2 separate regions of the Mus musculus genome follow, and region 2 is linked to region 1. A link is a contact called in ENCODE POLR2A ChIA-PET data. All regions are on one chromosome and are shown on one strand. Each heading gives the region's core, a stretch centred on a gene start or an enhancer-like site at or near the end of the contact. The rest is flanking DNA. Distances are from core to core; before and after follow the strand shown. Region 1 holds the start of Vps28 (vacuolar protein sorting 28). Region 2 holds the start of Ppp1r16a (protein phosphatase 1, regulatory subunit 16A).

Region 1 (6,811 bases), core at 1,482-3,981:
CTCCTGCACGATGGAAGGGAGGACCTGCTAACTCACTCTGAACTTTCGGCAAAATTCATCAATGGAGCTGATCTCTGAGCCTTGGACCTGTCGGAAGGCAGCTTTGTACTGGACCAGGAGCCTGGAGCAGGCTGCAGTGTACCTAGAGAGGGGACCGGTTGCTTCTGGAGGCTGAGGACAGTCTAGCTTGCCTCATTGTGCTCTCCCTCAACAATTGTAGATATAGCAGCTTTCATGGTAGGCTAGGAGGGCCAAGGGCTTCCTGTTGGGTCTATGTATGAAGGGAGCTCTGCACAAGAGCAGGGAAATATGACAGAAACAGAACTACAACAGGGGATCCGTGTGGGTCGATCTGGAACTCAGCACAAGAGCGGACGTCTATTCCATTTGCCAGGTGTCAGACCTCCATTACCACCTGGCAACTCCTGGTCTAGTCAAACAGGCTTGTCATCTGTGGATAAAGCATCAGCATCCATGCTGGCTACCTAGACCTGACAGTGATACCTTAGACTGTGCTGCCCAAGGCTCCAGTTTGCCTTCTGAAGTCAGAACCATACCCACCCTTACAGAAGGTCCCTGGCTGATCCTGCCCGGAAACTAGCAGCAACAATGAACACCCTCATAGCTTGGGCTCTGTGTATGCTGCCTACTGAATCCACAAGCTTCATGAAAGGGAGACACATGCTTCTGAGGATTGGTGGCCATCAATGTCTGACGCCACAGGCTTGCTCACTCATTGGGGGTGACACAGTCCTTGATGTACGCCTTCTCCAGGGCCTGCATCGTCTTCACCACGGCAAAGAGCTCTGCCATGTTGTCATACCTAAGACAAAGCCATCCATCAGGCCGCTGTCCAGAGGCAGGGCAGCCAACTGCTGCTCTGCACCTATGGCAGAGTTCAGCCCACCTCCCACTCCATCCCTGGTACATATTCCTCAGGGACCATCTTCCTAGCGCGACGCCATGTTCTCCCCAACCATTGGTGTGGTGGTGGGTTTGGTAGACTGCTGGGCCAGCCATGGAGGCTGGATGGGTGCAAGTGTGCATGTGTGCGTATGTGTGCATGTGCATGTGTGCGTGGCAGCTTAGACTTACTTCTCCCGCTCCCGAGCATTCTTGTAGAGCTTTACTTCCTGTTGGAAAAGCAGGCAAGAGTCAGTCAGCATCTCCAGGCGTGGTTATAGAACCAGTGACAGCCACATGGTGTTTGCAGTGGCCAGGTGAGGATCTGCTACCTACCTCATACAGCTCCGGCTTGTTCCCAGGGGCTGCAACAGAGCAAGGAGGAGCTGACAAGGGTGACCCCAGGACAGGCCCACTTCAGTTACGTCCCAAGAAGGTGTCTCCCATGCCATGTATCACAGAGCTCAAAGGGAAGCACAGAATAGGGGCTCCAGCCTCACCTCCTACCAATATGGCCTCTAAGAGGCTACATACAGATTGCTAGGTTTAGCTCTCTTCCCCCGCCAACATGACTGTAGTTTGTACACAGAACCACAACTTGGTACAAATAAAAGCCTGTCAGATGCTTCACACATGCAGTTGGAGACCCAGAGTTGCTCAGGATGCCAGAGGTTCTGACCACATTGGAGTATATTCTCGCTCCCCAGCAGGGTATTGCAGGGGCCCTCAGATTCCCACCAGAAATAATTCTGGCCCTAGTCATTACCCAGGGCCTAATGACTACGGGATGGACGTAGCAGTGTGGTCCTTTCCCAACAGCCCCTGCAACAGGGAAAGCCTTGGCTCCTCCCCTTCCTCCCAGTTTAGCCTACACTCACCTCCAACACCAGGAGTAGCTGGGATCCCGTGGAACATCCTGCAGGCCCAGGCAGCTATACAGCACAAGAGACCTGGAAAGCAGAGCCAACACTAACTCAAGGGTCCCCTTACACCTTAAGAACTGGGCTCTGGAGATCAGAGCGTTGTGAACAGCTTTCCTGCTCTCTACAGGAACGGCACAGGATGCTAAAGGACTGTCATGGGGGAATGTCATGTCAGGCTTTGAGGATGAACATCGAGTGCCATGGGAGTCCTGCCTGTTAGCTGGGTTAGGGTAGGGAAGAGTAGCTGTTAGAACTGGGGCAGCATCTTGGGCACAGGGGAAGGGCATTGTTGCAACATCTTTCAGTGGAAATGAACTGAGACTAGGTGTCCGGGGCTTTCTGTGTGTGAGGGAAAGTGTGGAGGTAGGTTTTACCCTAATCTGTGGGAGATACTGGAGAAATGAATAAGGGCAAGCTTATTGGTTGATGCGGCAAAGTGGCGGAGGCAAGGCCCAGGATAGGTCCTGTCTAATAAGGAAGCCAGCCCAGACACGCCTCAGGATTTGAAATGGGGTGAAAACAAATGTTCAAGGAAGATGGTCAAACTGAGATGGAGTGGCTTGAGGAGCAGCGAGAGCTACCGAGGTCGCAGGAGCTAGGAATAGCCGGCGGAGTCGCAGAAGAAAGGTGGGTACCCTCACAGACAGGGGAACCTGAACTGTGGACCAGCAATGCCACTTGACAGCGCCCATCACCTACTGAGACACTGGCCGCGCGGCAAGGGCCGCTGAGCCCCAGAGGAGACGGGACCGGGACACCTAGACCAAAGGGTTCCTATGAAGAGGGGACCCGGCCACCGCCGCTGTGTACCTGGGGCGTTTGGAGTCCCGGAGATGGCGACAGAAGCTCGGTGCTCGCTTTTTCCGCCTGCGCCTGCCGGGAAACCCGATCGGCAGCTCGGCACTCATCCTCTAACCTTGAGCCTACGCACATAGCAAGCCAAATCCATTGATCGGCACTCGGCTTTTTTTGCCTGAGCTTGCGCTCTGGAGTAGCTCCGCCTGTCAAGGCTTTTACAGCTCACATCGCCCACCCTTTTCGCAGAGAGCTGACACAAATGAGATAGCAGCATAGTTTATTAAGGTTTTTCTTTTTCTTCTGGAGGAAACGGCAGGACTAGGATCAGAGGCATTTAAAGAAGAGCTTGGAACTTTGGTCCATTGTGCACGCACCCTCTGGCAGTCTCTGACACACCGAGTCTCGGTCTTTGGTGCTCAGGTCTTTGGTGCACAGTTGCAACTCCTGCAACTGCACGAAGATCTTGTCCCAGAGGTCAGAGTTCAGCGGCCCTTGAATAGAGCAGCCTGTGGGGGTGAGGAGGAGGTAGGTTTAACTTACACACCCACAGGAGGCATAGTGCTTATGTTGTACCTCGGAGCCTACATTTTGGCTTGTCCCATCATAAAAAGGACTCAATATATCTGTATACTGTGGGCCCTCGGATCTCTGGAGGCTAGTGAATGCCAGGCCTTGATCAAGTCAGAGATCCCAGTAGGCTCAAGGTTGTCAGGGAACTGGATGAAGCGCACAGCTGCCAGAAATACCATTGTGTTGGGAAGAGGGGGTGAGATACAGGAAAAACCCAGGGACTCCCCTGTGCTCAGTTTTTATCCTCCAGGGGGAAAGGCTGCCACCCTCAAATCTCAGCTGGGCAAGGCAGTGGCAGGCCAGGCCATCAGGCACACTTATAAGGTGGAGAGTGCGTTGGTGTAACGGGACAAGCTAGCTTATTAGTAGATAAGGCAAGGAAGGAGGGAGGGGGGCAGGTTGAGAGAGCAAGCACCCCTTAAGCGGAACTTGGATCACTGACTGGTGGACAGGAATGAGGAAATAAGGTTTTCTGCAAGTAACAATGATTTGCTACCCTCCTGACCCAGAAAACCCCGCAAAAACAAAAGGTCCAAATCATGCCTGCCCTGGTGGCATCCGCCTTTAATCTCAGTCCTCTCCAGGTAGAGAGGAAACTTTACAGAGCTCCAGAACAGCCAGGACTACACAGAGACACCCTGTCTCAAAAAACAACAAACAATTTGCCACTCCAAAAGGAGGTTCAAATCTTCATGATCATTTTAAGAATACCCGAGGAGCTGCCTAGGCTGTGAGGGGGTGTGCATGTGTATCTGAAAAATGTCACTTTAAAGAAGCAATGTGCATTGTTTCAGAGGTCTGTCTATAAAGGTGGAGTTGGAAAATGTTTGCCAGGCCAGTCAGTCAGTGGCCCCCAAAGAAGTTTTGATATATGTTCTCTTACAAAGTTTGGATATATGTTCTCTCTGGTCACTGTTGAGTTTTTATGGTGAACTAACCCATGGGTTCCCCCTGTAAGTAAGTAAGATGATTCTCACTGAGAAGGAATAAACTGTTCCTAGCCAAAAGAGAAGGCTGCACAGAAGAAAGGATATCCCACAACCAAAAGCTAAAGGAACAGCTGGGCAGTGGTGCACACCCTTAGCCCCAGCACTCAGGAGGTAGAGGCGGGCAGATCTCTGTGAGTTCAAGGACATTTTGATCTACACAATGAGTTCCAGGACAGCCAGGCATATACAGAAAAACCCTGCTTGAAAACAAAACAAGCTGGGCAGTGGTGGCACACGCCTTTAGTCCCAGCATTTGGGAGGCAGAGGCAGGCAGATTTCTGAGTCTAAGGCCAGCCTGGTCTACAAAGTGAGTTCCAGGACAGCCAGGGCTATACAGAGAAACCCTGTCTTGAAAAACAAAAAACCCAACCAAAATAACAAAACAAAACAAACAAAAACAAATTATTTTGGGACTGGAGAGATGGCTCAGTGGTTAAGAGCACTGACTACTCTTCCAGAGGTCCTGAGTTCAATTCCCAGCAACCACATGGTGGCTCACAATTATCTGTAATGAAATCTGATGCCTTCACACTTGTCTGGTGTGTCTGAGGACAGCTACAGTGTACTCATTTGGCGGTGCACACCTTTAATCCCAGCACCCTGGAGGCAGTGAGTCTCGAGTTTGATGCCATCTTGGTTCCAGGACAGCTAGGGCTACATAGAGAAACCCTGTCTCGAAAATATAAATAAATAAATAAATAAATAAATAAATAAATTCAAATTGCTTTGTGTGTACTGGTGTTTCATTTCATTTGCATGTCTATCTGTGTACTGTGTGAAGCCAGGCTGCCTGCAGATCTGCCTTCAGATCCCTTGGAACTGAAGTTCCAAAGGTTGTGAGCTGCTATGTTTGATGCTGAGATTTGAAATGAGGGTCTCTGGAAGAGCACCCCTAAGTGTTGACCATTCCTCCAGCCCCTCCTTTGGTTTATTATTATTATTATCACTATTATTATTATTACTAGTACTATTATTTTCTTTACTATGCAGCTTAGGCCATGCTTGAGGTAATCTGCCTTAGTGCTTCCTGCCGTACTCTGAGCCACCAGTCAGTCTTGCTCCTTGCCCTGGTTACACCACAAACTGCCTTTCATCACAACAGCCTTGTGGAATCTCGCCGATGGCAGTGACTGCCCCTTCTGCTGGCAGGACCCTGGAAAGTAAGCCCTGTGTTAGGTGAGACACAGGAGCCATTCTTGTTCCTAGCCCTTACCTGATAGGCCAAGGAAGCTGAGGCCTTGGGACCGCTCTTGGAGGGCAGACAAGAGCTCCTCTAGACTGGCACAGCTGACCTCGGGGTTGGCAGACAGGTCCAGAGAGGTGAGTGAGGGGCAGCAAGGGAGACATCTACAATGACAGGGGACATGAAAGCATGAGCTGGCCAGGAAAGCCCTTGCTTTAGTACTAGGGAAGTCTGTCCCTTGGCTCTGGGAGCCAAGGATCTCTGCAGTGCCAGCCAGAGGCAGTGCCATGGCCAACTCTAGGGGCAGGATCGGGGGCAGGAGGGAATGTTTTACCAAGGAAAAATAAAGGACAGGCCAGAGTGAGAAGTTCTCATACCACAAGGGCATGGCAAGAAACTCAAGGAGGGTAAGCATGCCTGCCAGAGCCATCCCTGGAGACAGTGGACGTCAGAAAGAGGTGACACCACCTGACTCATTCATCTTCATGTCAGACTCCCTCCTCACAGGAGAGCCAGTGGCTCAGGGATGGTGTGTTACCTGCTCAGTTCTCTCACGGCCTTGTCACCCAGGCAGTTTGCGGACAGGGTTAGGTGGGCCAGAGCACAGCCTTCCTGGACGTTAAGAACAGGGCAAAAGGCCATGCCTAGTGGGCACCCATCCGTCTACCTTCCTCCCAGCAGAGTCCCATCACCAAGAGAGCTGAATGGAAAGGAAACACCTCTTTTCCAAGCTATAGGTTATAGATGCCTTGTAAAGACCACAGGGGCCTGGCGTGTCCCTTGGAACTTGCCTGAAGTACCACCACCTGGCTCCCAGGAGTCCATGGGTGTTCTTCCCAACCCCCAGCCCTTCCCTCAGACTCCGTACAACATGGCAGGGTTGCAGTTAGGTTTTGGGCCTTGGGATCCCTGTGTTCTGGTTTGGCAGTCTACTCCATACCTCATACCTTGGTCAAGTATTTGATAACAGGCTCTATGATACCCGAGTTGCTCTTGCTGGCTGCCACAGAGCTTAGGTCCAGACGTTTGAGGGTACAGGCGGGTAAGGTCTGCAGCACCCTCGCCAGGGCAGGAGCGCCGAGCAGATTGTACGATAAGGACAAGGTTTTCAGGTGCACAGCATCTGTACGGCAGAAGGACTTGTGTTAACTCATTCAGTGGCCCCTGCCCCTTCCCCACCCTAGAGCTCTGACCCCACAAGCTCATGAATCCTTTAGAGAAACTGTTACCCCTGGACTTTTTGTGAGAAAATTGAGAAGCAGTGGCTCTTGTCCAGTCTCTAAGCCCAGTTTTTACCTTTCCATATTCCTGGCTGGTAGGCATAAAGTTCTGGGCCAGGACATTTGTGAGTGAAAGTCAGGACACTTCCCTGACCATTAACACCTAATCCCAGGCCCCTCCCTCTGCTGGGCTCCACTGGGTCAGCCCCAGTCCTCAGTCCTCTG
Region 2 (6,811 bases), core at 2,598-5,097, 46 kb after region 1:
GTCGCCACCCTGCCCCCAATACCAGACTTGGAATTAAAATGTTGTAAATTCCTTTACTATTAATCGCTCCCCTACTTCCATTACACCAAAATTATGTCCGTTCCAGTCTTTCATTTCTTAACCCTTTCCCTGAAAGGTGCTACCCTCTACCCAGGCATTTGAGAGAGGGCAAGACTTCAGATCGGACCCACTTTTGGCTCTCCCTCCCCCCAGCCTGGAGCCAGGAAGGCATGGTGACAGAGGGATGGATAGATGGATGGCTTGAGGGCCTGAAAAGGTAGGATCAAGAGGAGGCACTCTACAGGCTGAGCTCCGCTCCTGGCACGATTGGCCAGACCTCCCTATCTAGCAGAGACAACCCTTTCTGGAGTAACCTAATTAAAGCTGTGGGTTTTCAGCAAGGCTGTGCCTGGTGTTTTAAAGCTGTCGCTGCGGACATGCTCCTAGCTCTGGTTCATCAAAATGATATTCATGGGTGGAAGAGAGAAGCAGCCCTTTCTGCCCTAGAATATTACATGCTGTACCAGGAAAGGAGCCAGCCTGGGGCAGGAGCTGCCAGGTCCCTAGGATGGCTGACCCACACATCATAGATACTCTTGTTGGGTGGTACTCCCTGGAAGAGGGAGTCTAGATCACAGAGCAGGTCCTGGGACCCTTGGGATTCAGTGCCTACGCTCCAGTAAGCTGGGCTGGCAGAAGATGGGCACTGGGGACAAGAGGTGGTCGGTAGTGTGGCCAAGGGCATTACTACATTGGGCGTATAGATGGGCAAGTAAGAAGTGGGTAGCTGTCCCCACAAGGAGGCTCTGCTCCCCCTCCTGGGCACTCCCCTGGAATCTGCGGAATCCTCAAGTAAGTGGAGGGGCCAGGAGCCTTGATCTGGGGTGACGGGAGAAGGCCTGATTACCTCCCCTTGGGAACTCTCCCCCTCTATGATTGTGGGCCCAGGAAGGGAGCAGAGGGGCCACAGAGGCGTCTCAGAGGAGCTAGAGGGTCCAGTGCCCATCCCTTCTTCCCCCTTTGACAAGGTGCCTGCCTGAGCTGCAGTGCTCTGTCCAGGGAGCCCAGGATGCTGGGGCCATGTGGATTCTTTCCCAGGGTCCCCTAGCAGGGACTTGATGCTGAAACCCTCCCTAGGTGGTGGTGGGGGACTGGGTGGCTGATAAGGCTGGCCGTGGAGCACGTAGGGGCTCAGGTCCTTGGCGAAAGCTCTGTGGGTGCCCCGGTTCTGCCATCGACGGCACAGGGCAGTGTTCTGAAGGCGCAGCGCCTCAGCAGGAATCAGGCTCACATCCACCGCCCAGAAGTTGCCCTTGGCCTGGGGCTTTGCAGGGTCCTTGGGCACCTAGAGAGTGGTTGGCTTGGCTGTGGCTGTTCTACCCAGAGATTCGGGGGTTCCGAGCCCACGCCGCCCCCGGGATTCAATATCCCACCTTATGGAAGCACCGATTAGAGGAAAGGTTGTGGCGGATGGAGTCCTTCCAGCCCTCATAGTCGTCCCTGAAGAAGGGGAACACTGCCTGGACCTGACGGATAATCTGAAATCAGGCAGTATTTGGCGCCGTGAGGTGAGGATTGGAGTAGTACCCTCTCCCTCTTTTACAGCCGACCCCGGGGCATCCATCCCTTCTCCGGGAGACAGAGGTCTGTGCCTGAGGGCAGAGTGGATTGGGGGTTTTGGGAGAAGGGACTCAGGACCGTTCTCACAGGCAAGGATAAGTGGGTTAGGCAAAGGCCAAGCGTGAGCCTACAGTAAGTGGGGATCAGGCCTGGGATAGTTGTGCCCCAAAGCACGAGGGACTCTCTCACCTGAGCCAGTTTCAGCCTGCGGAAGGGTGCGGCCTGAATTACCAAGGCGATCATGGCCAAGTAGGTGTAGGGGGGCTTGTCATGCCGTAGGTATCTCTTCTTCCTCCTCTTGGGGGTCTTCGAAAGAGACTCTGCCTCTGGAGGCCTCAGCTGAGAGTTGTCGCGAGGCCCCATACAAGGGAGGTAGCCCTGGGCCGGAGCCAGGGCTAACTGGGGGCTCGGGGTAGTCGGAGTGTAAGTTGAGGCCAGGTCCCAGCCCGAGGCCATGCTGGGACAGGCAGGCCAGGCCCTTTCTTTATCATTCTGATGAAAGGGGGAGGGGTGACAGAAAGAGGCTGTGGGGGAGGGGAACGTGTGTGGGCAGCCACAATTAGCAGGTTTCAGTTAATCTTGGAGGGAAGGGCAGAAAAGATTCCAGTAGGGACTTTTGGTGGCCCCCGAAATCAATCTCCACTCCCAGGTTGCCTTTGGGTGTCTGGGCATACCCTAAAACCTAGAAGGAAAAGCCCTTGAAAGAGGTCTACCCCAGAATACCCTATCTGCCTGGGCTAGGTCCCTAGCTCCCATTAAACAGACGGGAAGTGACTTCTCCAGCAAAACTACCCTGAGAGAGATGGGGAATTCCCAGGGGTTAAGACAAAGCAGCCAAAAGAAGTCAAGCCTGCCGGGCAGTGGTGGCGCACGCCTTTAATCCCAGCACTAGGGAGGCAGAGGCAGGCGGATTTCTAAGTTTGAGGCCAGCCTGGTCTACAAAGTGAGTTCCAGGACAGCCAGGGCTATACAGAGAAGCCCTGTCTCAAAAAAACAAACAAAAAAAAAAAAAAAAAGAAAAAAGAAAAAACAATAACAAACAAAAAAGTCAAGCCTTAGGTGGGGAGTCTGCTCAGGACTTGATGGGGGTGGGGATACAGATTGACAGACCTTCTGGACCAAAAAGGGAATAGAGTCTGTCCTCAGGAACAAGAGGAGGATACAGAGACTTAAGTGATCTTCCCATGAGTATGTTGTAGGTGCCCATATAGGCATGGCCATCTAATTGGTGGCTCTATTCTTGGGCTCAGTCACCATCTATGTTCTAAGTTCTCCTGGCTACTACAATGGGCAGCTTTGCATTGAGGGTCTGATTAGAGCGCTGATGGCAGAGGTTGGTGTCAGAGCCAACAATCCAAGACCTTCATGAGCACTAAAAGCTTTTGAGAATTCACCTTTTCCTGTGAAGCCCCTCCCCATTGTACCATCAACAGGACAGAGACCCTGGCAGGTGCCAAGGAAGGTACAGTCATGAGTGGAGGAGGGAATGGGGACACACAAGGAGGATGAGCACAGTGGGACTTCACTTCCTCTGACAGTTCTGCCCCTGGCTGGGTTGTGATCTTATCTCAGATTCTTCTTTTAGCTCTCATCTGTCTCCCCTCCCCACCCCCAATCCTATCACCTCCTGCCCCTCTGCTTTTCGTCCTCAGAGCTCTAGCTGAGAGTTCCTGTGTCTCACCTGTCAAATATCCCTATGGCCTCAGACCTATTCACTAAAGAAGACATTCTCTCCTGCAAGTCTGAGGTCTCCCTTTCCACTGGTCCTTCCTTGGTTCCAGTTAAAGCCTGGCTCCTTGAACTGACATTCAAGGCTCCTCATCGGGACTGCTTCTCCCTGATCACAGTGTCCCAGGGTCCAACCATCACCCAAACTGCTGCCCATCCTCTTTCGAGCAACGAGGGACTCCTACCCTTTAATCAAAGGATAGGATAAATAAAGATCACCCTTCCGGGAACACCTGAACATTTGCCCTTCCCGCCCTACCCCGGACATCAGGGTGTTAGTACCACAGAATAGAGCACGGGAATTAAAAAAAAAAAAAAAATCTTCCACAGTATCAACCAATCAGCTACCGGAGCTGACCCCGCCCCTGTCAATCTACAGTGGATGACTCTGTCCCTGGAGGACGCTCCTTAGGCCCCGCCCTCGCAAAACGACTCAGCCCAGCCTTCCCGCCCAGCCTTCCCGCCCAGCACCGCGGCTTCCGCTCGGGACACCTCGGGCCGGAAGTGTCGCGTTGCCATGGCGAGGATGGGCGCGGGGCCCGCCCCCGTGGCGCCTGGAGCAGCGCCGGGCTCCAGGGTCGGCCGGGCCGGGTTCAGGGAGCGGCCAGGGAGGTTCCAGGTGAGAAGGCCGGCGATTGTGAGTGAGGGTCGGGTCTATCTGGGGACGCGGGGGAGGCCCAGCACGGCTGGGCGGGGCATAGCGGGTGAGCCAGCGCCGGTTCTTCTGCGGCCCGGTGCTGGCCCGGCAATGGAGCGGGTCGTGAGGGGCCTGCAGAAGGGGCGCCAGCGAGGCGGCCAGCGGAGGGTGGGTTTTTGTTGTTGTTAGTTTTTGTTTTTGTTTTTGTGAAACCTATCAGTGAAGGAAGTTCTTGCAACCTGTTGGTCGGGCAAATCCATCGACAGTCTTCATTCTGACCTTAGGACCGCGAAGGGACTTTCCTGTGCTTCATGTGGGCTTTGGTGTTCAGTCAAAGCACACTCTAGAGCCTCTTACGGCTTCAAGTGCCCCTTTTCTGGAGGCTGTGCCTCCTGGATTGTGGTTGGGAGAGGAATGTAAATGAGCTTGTGAAAACTGTTTGGGCTCCTTTGGGTTCCTGACGGAACCAGTGCTAGAGGCTAGAGACAAGGAGGATTAATTATTACGGGTGCAGAAGAGAAGTGTGTATTGGCTTGGGAGGTAGAGCAAAGTTAGCTGACTCCTGACTGCTCCACTTTTCTTCCATATCCTTACTTGGGTGGTGAAGGTAGAGGCGAGAGGGCAGACCTCAGTGAGCCCTCTTGGGTGTCTTTGCTCCCTAGGTCTTCCCTTATAGGATTGGGGTTTTCTTTGGAGGCTTTGTCTTGCTTTAAACACCCTGGCTCTTTAGAAGGCCACCTGATTCACTTCATGGAAACCAAAGCTGCCACTAGCTCAGCATGAGAGCCGGTTGGGTTGAGGGACTGGAGGCCTAATGAGACCTGCCCTAACCCGCTGGCTTCATGTTGTCATGGTGATGGGACTTTCAGGTCTCTCAAGGGCTGCTAGTCTGCCTCTGTTGCTAGTTTTTGCCCAAGGAGGTTTTTTTTGGGGGGGGGGGGCGGGAGGCGGGGAGGGTTTTCCTCTCCTAAGGCCTGGTTTGACTTCCTTCCCTGTTGGCTCAGGCCTTCCTATTCCCCGCCTCTTTTTTTTTTTTTTTAAGGAATAATTCTTTTAAGTATTATTTATTTATTTATCGTTTTGGGGTGGGTACATGCCATGATCCACGTGTAAGTGGTTAGAGGATATCTTTGTGGATCTCCTGGAACTGTCATTTTGTAGTTGTGAGCCACCCTGTGGTTACTGGGAACTAAATCCTGGTGCTCTGGAAAAGCAGCCACCTGTGCTCTCAAGCTCTGAGGCATCTCACCAGTTCCTTTACTTTTTGTTTTTGAGATAGGGTCTCACTATGTAGCCTAAGCTGACCTTAAACTTGCCGTATAGCTCAGGCTAGCCTCAAATTTGCTGCGGTTCTCCTGTCTCTTAGGTGTGGATAAGTCATCCAACTCCTTTCCAGTCATTTCGAGTCTTTTTTTGCTTATGGGCTGTGTAACAACCCGTGTTTTCCTGAGTGATAGAAATGAAAATTGCTATATGTACAGAGGAGACCTTTTTAGAAAGGAAGAAAGAAAACTTATTTTTAAAAAGACTTGTTCTTATTAGATTCTTTTTTCTTTTTCTTTCTTTCTTTCTTTTTTTTTTTTTTTTTTTTTTTTTTTTTTTTTTGAGACAGGGCTTCTCTGTGCAGTCTTGGCTGTCCTGGAACTCACTCTGTAGACCAGGCTGGCCTCAAACTCAGAAATCCACCTGCCTCTGCCTCCCGAGTGCTAGGATTAAAGGCGTGTGCCACCACACCCTGCGCGCTCTCTCTCTCTTTTAAAGATTTATTTATTATAACACTGTAGCTGCCACACCAGAAGAGGGCATCAGATCTCATTACGGGTGGTTGTGAGCCACCATGTGGTTGCTGGGATTTGAACTCAGTACCTTCAGAAGAGCAGTCAGTGCTCTTACCCACTGAACCATCTCTCCAGTCGACCAGACTGATCTTAAACTCAGCGGTATATCTGCCTCTGGTTTCCATGTGCTGGGGTTGCAGGCCTTGGCTACCAACCCCCAGTAAGAAGCTAGTGGTCTTAACCACTTTGACCAATTTTATTTTTATTTTTATTATTTTAAACTATGAGTGTGTGTATATTTGCATATGTTGAGTATAGGTGTCCCCATTGGAGGTCAGAGGTGCTGGATCCCCCGAGAGCTGGAATTACAGGCGGTAATCTGCTCAGTGTGATGCTGGGAATTTAACTCAGGTCTTCTTGAAAAACACCAAGTGCTTTTAACCATTGAGCATCTCTTGAGTCCCCCACACCCCCCCCTAGCTCTCTTCCCCCCTTTTTTCTGAGACAGTCTTACTGCATAGTCCTAGTTGGTCTGGATCTTGCTATGCAGACCAGGCTTAAACTCACAGAGATGTCTGCCTCTGCATCCCTAACATTGTGACTAAAGGTGTGTGTCACCACACCTGGCTAGGCTGTCATCTTTTAACTCCTGACCTACACTGAGTTTACATAAAAAAAAATCTGCAGGGCTGTGGTGGCTCACGACTTTAATCCTAGTACTCAGGAGGCAGAAGCAGGAAGATCTCTGTCTGTCTGGTCCTCAGAGCCAGTTCCAGGACAGGCAGGATTACACTAAGAAACTCTGCCTTGAAAAATCAGGGGCGGGGAAATGGAGGTAGTCCTGTTTCATCCTTTTGATGGTCTGTAGTAGCTATAGGACATTCCCGTGTATGTGTATGTATGTGTGTGTGTGGGGGGGGGTGTACACATGCACACACGTGTTTCTGTGCACACATCATGTCTGGTTTAATTTTGAAGCTGCTGTGGATTGAACCCAGGATAAGAACCCAGGGCATCTCACATGCTAGGCAAGTACTCTGTTACCTAG

The links. ChIA-PET counts read pairs that join two places held with the same protein, here RNA polymerase II (POLR2A).
Region 2: POLR2A ChIA-PET joins it to region 1 with 13 read pairs in embryonic stem cell. The contact joins the promoter of Ppp1r16a here to the promoter of Vps28 in region 1. POLR2A ChIA-PET finds 5 or more read pairs at or near these places in 4 of 5 experiments (Patski and embryonic stem cell).

The regions. Positions count from the first base shown.
Region 1 is chr15:76,623,353-76,630,163 of GRCm38, forward strand. It overlaps Vps28 (vacuolar protein sorting 28), which reads right to left and starts at 2,732. Exons shown (of 10, transcript NM_025842.4): 1 at 2,637-2,732; 2 at 1,782-1,853; 3 at 1,240-1,268; 4 at 1,096-1,133; 5 at 734-823; 6 at 37-142. The coding sequence starts at 1,818. Tonsl (tonsoku-like, DNA repair protein) reads right to left here. Exons shown (of 26, transcript NM_183091.3): 23 at 6,314-6,489; 24 at 5,905-5,978; 25 at 5,397-5,530; 26 at 2,885-3,130. The coding sequence ends at 2,949.
Region 2 is chr15:76,667,796-76,674,606 of GRCm38, forward strand. Ppp1r16a (protein phosphatase 1, regulatory subunit 16A) reads left to right here and starts at 3,848. Exons shown (of 12, transcript NM_001358933.1): 1 at 3,848-3,967. Kifc2 (kinesin family member C2) reads left to right here. Exons shown (of 18, transcript NM_010630.3): 18 at 1-401. Foxh1 (forkhead box H1) reads right to left here and starts at 2,153. Exons shown (of 3, transcript NM_007989.4): 1 at 1,810-2,153; 2 at 1,434-1,538; 3 at 429-1,345. The coding sequence starts at 2,076. The coding sequence ends at 512.